2 separate regions of the Homo sapiens genome follow, and region 2 is linked to region 1. A link is a contact called in ENCODE Hi-C or POLR2A ChIA-PET data. All regions are on one chromosome and are shown on one strand. Each heading gives the region's core, a stretch centred on a gene start or an enhancer-like site at or near the end of the contact. The rest is flanking DNA. Distances are from core to core; before and after follow the strand shown. Region 1 overlaps MRPS9-AS2 (MRPS9 antisense RNA 2). Region 2 overlaps MRPS9-AS2 (MRPS9 antisense RNA 2).

Evidence for each region. Hi-C counts contacts between places; a loop is a spot of excess contacts on that map. ChIA-PET counts read pairs that join two places held with the same protein, here RNA polymerase II (POLR2A). Pooled maps may share reads with other maps.
Region 2: a loop to region 1 is called in a map of B cell, with 6 times the contacts of the local background. The contact joins two enhancer-like sites. A Hi-C loop is called at or near these places in 2 of 168 maps with a recorded cell type or tissue (B cell and OCI-LY7), 16 of 37 single-sample maps with no recorded cell type and 6 of 50 pooled maps. POLR2A ChIA-PET finds 5 or more read pairs at or near these places in 4 of 52 experiments (OCI-LY7, Panc1, activated B cell and 1 more).

What each region holds. Positions count from the first base shown.
Region 1 is chr2:104,974,218-104,978,106 of GRCh38, reverse strand. The region is part of intron 1 of MRPS9-AS2 (MRPS9 antisense RNA 2); the gene reads left to right. Among named protein-coding and RNA genes, the nearest start is that of MRPS9, 62 kb to the left of the region's middle. RefSeq lists an enhancer at 942-1,236. Within about 2 kb of position 1,330, at least 3 of the 41 ENCODE cell types and tissues checked have a DNase peak (open chromatin) inside an H3K27ac peak, as active enhancers do; they include B cell, where a contact is called at or near this core.
Region 2 is chr2:104,937,699-104,941,814 of GRCh38, reverse strand. All of the region lies in intron 2 of MRPS9-AS2 (MRPS9 antisense RNA 2), which reads left to right. Among named protein-coding and RNA genes, the nearest start is that of DALIR, 32 kb to the right of the region's middle. Within about 2 kb of position 2,139, at least 3 of the 41 ENCODE cell types and tissues checked have a DNase peak (open chromatin) inside an H3K27ac peak, as active enhancers do; they include B cell, where a contact is called at or near this core.

The sequences.
Region 1 (3,889 bases), core at 81-2,580:
CTGAGGAGGTATGCAGTACATTCATTGCTAGCATGCTAATTAGAGGAGAGACACCAGGCATCAGTCTGGTCATCCAAATAGTGAGTAAGGAAATAAGCTCCTTCCTTTTGGATAAGCCATTGTTCATGGGAACCATTGCCCTCATGATTATTTCTTTTCAGAACAGGTGCACACAGACAATGCCTTTTATTTTGTTGGTAGATCCCTTTCTATTGGCACTGCTTCCAACTGCTCTGTTAGCCTGGCTTACCTTTTGCCTTACACCTTTTCATGAGCCACCCATCTTTGAGTGCCATTTTCCATGCCAGCATATGTATGCCTATTTTCCCAGCAGCCCCCAGTGTGGCCCCCTTCCTCCTCACCATGTGTCAGGGTTCCCTTGCTGTATCTATTCTGAGAAGTCTGAAAAATTCTACGGTTAGAGTTTGGAGTTAAAAGGAAGGAGAAGATAGAGCGAGGCTGTGAAAATACCCTGCTAATAGTAGCAGAAATGTACATGAAAAACACTTACCGAGAGATGCCTTTTATAGCATCTACATTATTATACTAACAGAAGTAAATTGTATTTTGATTGTGGCCGGTTGAAAACCACATCCTCCATGTATGAAGTATATAATCAGCTTAATCAGTTGCTGATCCCAGGACAATTTCATCCCAGTGTATTGGGAGAGTGCAAATAACATAGAGTTTATTCCATTCTTCTTAGTAATTTAAATGTCACTTTGTTAAATGAACTCGAAGACAGATTTGCATTACTTGAATTCAGGGTTTCCAATAATAATGTAACACTTTTCCTTCTCCCAATACCAAAGCAATGGCTTAATATAAAAAGCAAGTGGTTAAATTCAAAACATTTTCCCACATGAGTGTCTTTTACTGCTATAATTTTTTTTTTGTTTTTGGTGTCAAATTTATTTTTAAAATCTTGCTAAAGATGCCAGTTATTAGGCGATTGTCTGTCAACTTCAAACCCACTTCTGTGTGGTTTTGTGTTGCTGGGGCTGGGACTCTGCAAACCACACTTTACCTTTCCAGTGGCTTCTCTGATCAACTCTGCCAATAGGCGGTGCTAGAGGGAAGTTGTGCTTTGGAGGTGGAAAGGGGGACCTGGCTCCTTCCTGTTTCCTTCCAGTTTGCTTCCTGTTCCTGCAGTGTCACTCCAGCCTCATCTCTTCATGCAGACAGCAGCAGTTCATTGCAGTAGTAACAGCCGGACCTAGTTTGCAGCTTTTCCAGCACTCAGAACCAGCTTCATCTCACCCTGTGAGAGATGCCTGCACCAGCCAGCTGGTGTCCCTCCTCAGAAGTCTGCATCCCAGCACTGTGGGGCCTCTTCTTCAAGCTTCTAAGCTTTAATAATCTCTACCTCTAGTCGTAGGGGAGGCAGCTGCTTCCTGCTACCTCTGTGATATCTTAGTGTTCCCTTTTTGCCTTTTCAGTTCCTCAATTTCTAGTTAACGGGTCTTTATGCTAAAAGGTCTCTGTTAAAATAGCTGGTGTGGCTTCAGTATCTTGGCTGGACACTAAATGATATACGAGGTACCATGAAGCCACTATGAATGACTGACACCTGTGTGACTTTCCAGCCTCTCTGAGAATTCTGAGCTGCATTAAACAAGACTTAGTGTTGCTGGGCTGTAAATGCCCCAGTTTCACGGTGATGAAGACCCACTATAGCCTAGTGCAATTGATACTGCTGAAAACCTCTGGTCCTGCCAAACATTGTTTTATGCAAAAGCCCATGCAATAGAGACATTTGGAGAAACAAGAGAAATCGAAGCCATAAAAGTAGCATTTGCCAGTTTTTCCAGCTGATGTCCACTGAGAATTCTTTATAGGAGATTAGAAGGATTTCTTTCCCTAAAGAGAGCTGATAAAATAAAAGAATTTTAAGTTCTGAGCTTGCATGCCTGTAGCTCAAAGCTGTCATTAGACTTCTTGTGGCCAGGGTGACAGTATGGTAGTCAGGGAACTACCCTCAGCTGTAAAGTCCTTTTATTCTTCATTTGCAAACACTCTGACAACAAAATGCTGAAAAGGAGCTTATAACAAAACCATGTAGGAGATAGCATGCCTGTGGGGTCAGAAGCCAGCGTTTCTGTTCCTGTAAGGCGGGTGATCTGGGGGAGTTATGTTCCAGCTTCCTCATCTCAAAAAACACAACGATAATTCCTGCCCTGGATAGCTCTTTTGAGAATTAAACAAAATAATATTTGCAATGAAGTGAGCCAGGGCTTGGTATCCAACAGGTGTGTGATGATGTGGGCAGCCTTTCCACTCCCACCAATGTCTGCTCTCTTAAGTCCCAGTTGGGCTAAGTACTCCTAAGTACCCCTAAGTCCCAGTTGGGCTAAGTACTCCAAACTACCCCTAAGTCCCAGTTGGGCTAAGTACTCCTAAGTACCCCTAAGTCCCAGTTGGGCTGACTACTCCTCAAAAGCAAAACCTGCCAGGTTGGTGTGAAAATGAGGTGCAGACTCCTGTCATGGGATAGGAGTCACAATTGTTTCTTGCTTTTAGTTTCTAGTTTAGTGCCACCTCCACCAACCTTCCACTTCCCCTCATTACCACGTCCACACTGTCATGGAACAAATAGAGCCAAGACACATGGTGTACAATTTATGTAGCTGCTTTCACGTTCTACCGACCCTGTTTTGTTTTGTTTTTGTTGTTGTTGTTGTTGTTGTTGTTTTTGAGACAGAGTCTTGCTCTGTCTTCCAGGCTGAGTGCAGTGGCGCGATCTTGGCTCCCTGCAAGCTCCGCCTCCCCAGTTCACGCCATTCTCCTGCCTCAGCCTCCCGAGTAGCTGGGACTACAGGACCACGCCACCACGCGTGGCTAATTTTTTGTATTTTTTTAGTAGAGACGGGGTTTCACCGTGTTAGCCAGGGTGGTCTCAATCTCCTGACCTCGTGATCCGTCCGCCTTGGCCTCCCAGAGTGCTGGGATTACAGGCGTGAGCCGCCGCGCCAGGCCCCGACTCTGTTTTGAATAGTTTGCCATTTCTTTGCTTCCTCTGGGACATTAGGGAGTTATGTTGGAGTGTGGCCGAGAGAATTTAAATCATGTGAAGCTTCTCTCTTGATGTAGCACTTGCTGTTCTATCTATATGGATGGAGACTCACTGCTTTGGGACCACAGAGATGTGGGCTCTGTAACCCCTCTAGGCATTTGAGAGGTCTCCAAGCCTCCCCAGATATCTTTGGTGTCGCCCAGAAAGGAAATGGGTCATTCCCTTCCCAGTCTAGTTCACTTAGTCCCAGAATGATTGAAACAAAACTGAAATCAAATCCATCTCCTACTTAAAAGCCTCAATGACTCCTCATTATCTACAGGATAATAGCTTAGCTGCCACTTAGTCTTCCAAGATGCCCCTTTCATTGAGCCATGTCTTCTGGTAGCCACTCCCTTGAATAGTGCCCTCAGCATTGAATCTGGGCTGGCAGAGAGGCTTTCAAGTCTAGGGCATGGGACTTCGCAGCTTCTGTCCTGTTCTTTGCAACTTCCACTTTGGAGAAGCCAGCTATCGTGAGAAAAGCCCAATTACCCTGATACCTCCATGCTGTGAGGAAGGCAGGGGTAGCCACGTGGAAGGCACAGAGGCTGCATGGAGATGGAGAGAAGCCAGCCGTCCCTCTGTTGCAGTCCAGCCTTCACATGACTCCAGCCCAGCCATCCACTAAGTGCATTTGTAGGAGACACCCCAGTGAGACCAGCAGAAGAACTTCCTGGTGGGACCCAGTCAGACAGTGGTTGAAGCTGGAACAGTGAGGAGCTGGAGCAGGTGGAGACCGGCCACATCCCTGTCTTCACGATGTCTCAGCTTCACCGTGTGTTCACCCCAGGTGGGCTACTTTGGGCTTCCGCCAAGCATGTGGTGGCTTCCAAG
Region 2 (4,116 bases), core at 890-3,389, 37 kb after region 1:
GCGCCAATTCCCCGTGGATTGTATGAAAAAGGCCAGGCTGGACAGGAGTGAGCAGGACACGGCGAGCATTGAGTGAGTGAGGCCAGTGACTGGGCATAACCCAGTTGGTGAATCCATGATTCACATGGAATCAGAGATCTGTGGAGCTGGGCAGGCCTTATAAATCTTCTGGTTCATTTAATTCATGGTTCTATTTCAGCACTTATCATAGTCTGGATCGATTTAGAGTGGGCTGTGTGTGTGTGAGTCTTCCTTTCCCAACCCTGAAAAGGGGTTCCCTGCAGACACAGTGCAGGGAGAGAAGCACTGAGAACTCCTCCTTTAGCAGCGGTACACACTGACACCCAGGGGTGTGTTCTTGGGTTTGTAACTTGCCAGGATGTACAGCTAGTGCTGGACCAGCCCAGAGGCTGGCTTGGTTCATAGTCCAACGGTGTTTCCATGACAACGCACTGCCTCCTAGAAATACCCAAATTTATTATTTTAAAAAGATACGCTGATAGATAATTATTCTCATCACAAAGGAAGATGTTACTGTGAGGAAGGATTCACTGTCTGGGACTATGAGCTTTGTAAGAAAACAGGGGCATGAGCTTGAAACCAAACTTGAAATTGAAAAATAAAAAGCAGCAGCTAGACATTCACTACCTCAAAAATAGAGAAAAACATATTGACCTTCTGGTTTTGAAATTGTTTAATAACTGGAAACTAGTTTCAAACTTGAATTTGGCATAGTTTTAAGAACTCAGTCAAGAGGAATACAAAATCCTATTTTTAAAATACAGCTGTTACAGTTTTAAGGCAACACCATCAATCTGCAGTGGAGGGAAACATACAAAGTAAATGTACTTTAAATGTTTTATAACTAATGTATGTATGAAGTAAAATATAAAGAAAATTCATATAGTTTTAACAATTGCAGAGTAATAAAAACATCCATTTTTAAGGATTACGGAAAATATTCAGGTCATTATTTGTCCAACTCAACCAGTTAATTATGTGAATGTCGATTTCAAAATACCCAACTGGAATCTCAGGGGATATGTGTGAGTGTTCTATCCCATGACTCTTTATAATAATAAAAATAAGCAAAAAGTAAATACAATTTGGGTTAAATAGCTTTCCTCTTTCCCTTGGCCACTCGGGCCTTCGTTTTGTTTAATTAATCTGTTCATTTCTGGTGAGACCATCTCTTGGCAATGCTTTGGGATACTTAGGTTTCCTGGAGTACAGAAGAATAGTCCATGTGGTTTCATATTGAATTGTGAGGTTGGAGGTGGGCCTGCTGCAGTCGTTCTGGACACATTCCCCCTCCTATCTTGTGTGCGATACGAGATTTGATAAGCTTTTAAGCAGCTTCTGCCTGTTTTCAGCATCTGCAGTGCATCACCTTTCTGGCTGGACTCACCAGCTTAGAGAAAGCAAACGACTTAGAAAAACCACAAAGCACAGTGCAGGTGCCCCACTGGATGCGGGGACACATTTTTGCAGTTATCTGCTGCTATGTTGGGTGTTAACTTCTGTAACTGAATATTTAAGCCTGGGAACTTGCTTGTTTTTCGCCCTCACATCGGGCATTCTCCGGCCCTTCCCCTGGAGGGTGAATTGTGCGGGTGGGGTGGGGTGGAGGGAGAGGAGCGCGAAAGCAAGGATGACTGCCCACCTTGGATGCCTTTTCCAGCACGATGCTCTGACTAATGAGCAGAGGCCACTGCTGAAGAGCAAGGCTGGGTCTCCTTTTCCAGAGACTGAGCCCATTACCCTCTCGGCCCCACTAGCCTGCAGGCACCAGCCTGCCTCCCAAATGGATGACTTCCGGCTCGCCATGCCGCTCCCAGTCCTAGTGCCAGTGGCCGTGAATAACCTTGCTTTTGTGTGTATTTATTTTATTTTGAATTTCTCCACCCTGGATCTTTCCACCTCCAAACCCCACCCCCTGCTTGCCGGCCCCATGTGGTGATGTTTCTTGAAATGTTAGATTCTTTCTTCCTCTATCCCCCCCTCCAGTTCTGGAAGCATTTTGTTTCTGTACTGCTTTGTGAAACTGGTGCTGAGTCCAGATCCTTGGGGCTTTAAAGTTGAATTAATTATTAAACAGGAAGGGAGCAGTACTTTCAGCAGGCGCCAAGTGACTATACTTAAACTGCAACCTGGCACTGGTTTTCCCACCCTTGTGCTGTGGTTTGCTGAAGGCAACTGGAGATTTTTATTCTAGTTTTAATCAAGCATTTCTGTAAGTTTTCAGGCAGTTAAGATTTGGCAGCAAAGGGCTGGGAAGTCAGTCTTCATCACCTCCTGACCAGTTTGGCCAAAGAAAAAATTAAAACAAAATCAGAAATACTTTCCCAGTTCATAAATCAATCTGAAATTGCCCACTCTCTACGGGTTGCTTTTCCTGAGGACAGGGTGGGCTTTTCTCTCAAATATATGTATATTTTTTATTGATCAGCTTCCATTTGTAGAGAATGGTGCTTTTCAAATAAAACCATCAGAACACTGGCTTTAGTTGCTGTGCGATTGTTATAATCATTGCTTTAATTTAGGGGCTATGTTGAAGATATGAAACCCTGTATTTAAAAATATACTCAGGGAGGGTGGGTGCAGTGGCTCATGCCTGTAGCCCCAGCACTTTTGGAGGCCAAGGCAGGAGGACCGCTTGGGACCAGGCGTTTGAGTCCAGCCTAGCCAACGTAATGAGATCCCTATCTCTAAAATAATGAAAAATCAGCCAGGCACGGTGGTACACCTGTAGTCCTAGCTACTCAGGAGGCTGAGGCGGGAGAATCACCTGAGCCCAGGAGTTTGAGGCTGCAGTGAGCTAGGATATTGCCACAGGACTCCAGCTGGGGCAACAGAACAAGGCACTGTCTCTAAAAATAATAACAGTAGTAATAAAGTAAAAATAAAAATACATATGAAGACACACAGCAGAATTTCTTACTTTTCTGAGGCTAGGCATTCATGCTAGAAATTCGCAACTCAATGGAGTTGGTGGGTCAGCTTAGCCCAGATACTGAATATAGGCATCCTCACAGAGCTATATGAATGAGACAGTGGCCATGTTTTAGAGAAACCCAAAGCCTTCCTAAAGGTATCAAACTAATACCCTTAAATGACAGCAAGACGCTTTCTGGAGGCTGCCCCTGCAGCGGGCTGGCCCTCTGATTTTCCCCTGGCTCCTGGTGTTTGGTGGTGGGCCTTTCCCAGTCTTGGCTGACTGCTCTGCAGGAAGCTCGCTAGGAAATGCTCTGCTCAGCTCCATTAAGTCTCACCCTGTAGCTGAGCAGCGGTGCAGGCTGTCAGGGTGGGGAGGGAGGAAGAGCTATCTGGGTGCAGCTGGGTGCGTAGGCAGGAGTGTGAAGCAGCCTCAAGAGGAAAGAGAACAAAGATTTGGTTAAAAATTTAGATTCATGCATATAAATTTGGAACAGGGCAAAAAAAAGTAAGCCCAACGCACACAACCCTCCCGCACCCCTCCCAGTTGGCTTGTGATGAAGTGTGCATGTGAGAACAGCTCAGAACCGAAACACCGTACAGTCATGTCACCCCTAAGAATGTGCTGGGAAACCTTGCAACAGATACATCCTTAGAACTTTTAAAAATGAGAGATATTCTGTGAGCCTTCAGTCCAAATACTATTTTTTGGACTTATTTTCCATTCAGGAATTTAAAAAAATATATTCTTGCTGACAATTCTTAACTTTAAAAAATATTAAACATTTTAATCATACATATAATATATGTCTTCACTGTGTAATTTCCATCAGTCAATAGATTTAATTATAATAAACAAATAAATGTACTTACAATAAGCAAAAAACTGTGGTCCACTGGCTTATTGAAAAAGATTAGTTAGAAGAAACCAGATAAATTCACACTTCTAGGAATTTAAGCTCAAAATTTCAAGCACCTCTATTTTTTTCTGAATTGTCACCTTTTCCAGGGACTGATCCTTTCTCAATAAATCATCCTCTGACCTTGGTGTTGAGATTGTCATGGGGCTTCCACTCTCAGGATGTCAAGTTTGGTCATATTCTTTAGGATTCTATTATGGCCACATTGCACTTCTAACCACAGTAAATAATTTAAAACCCAAATTGAAAATGATATATTCCT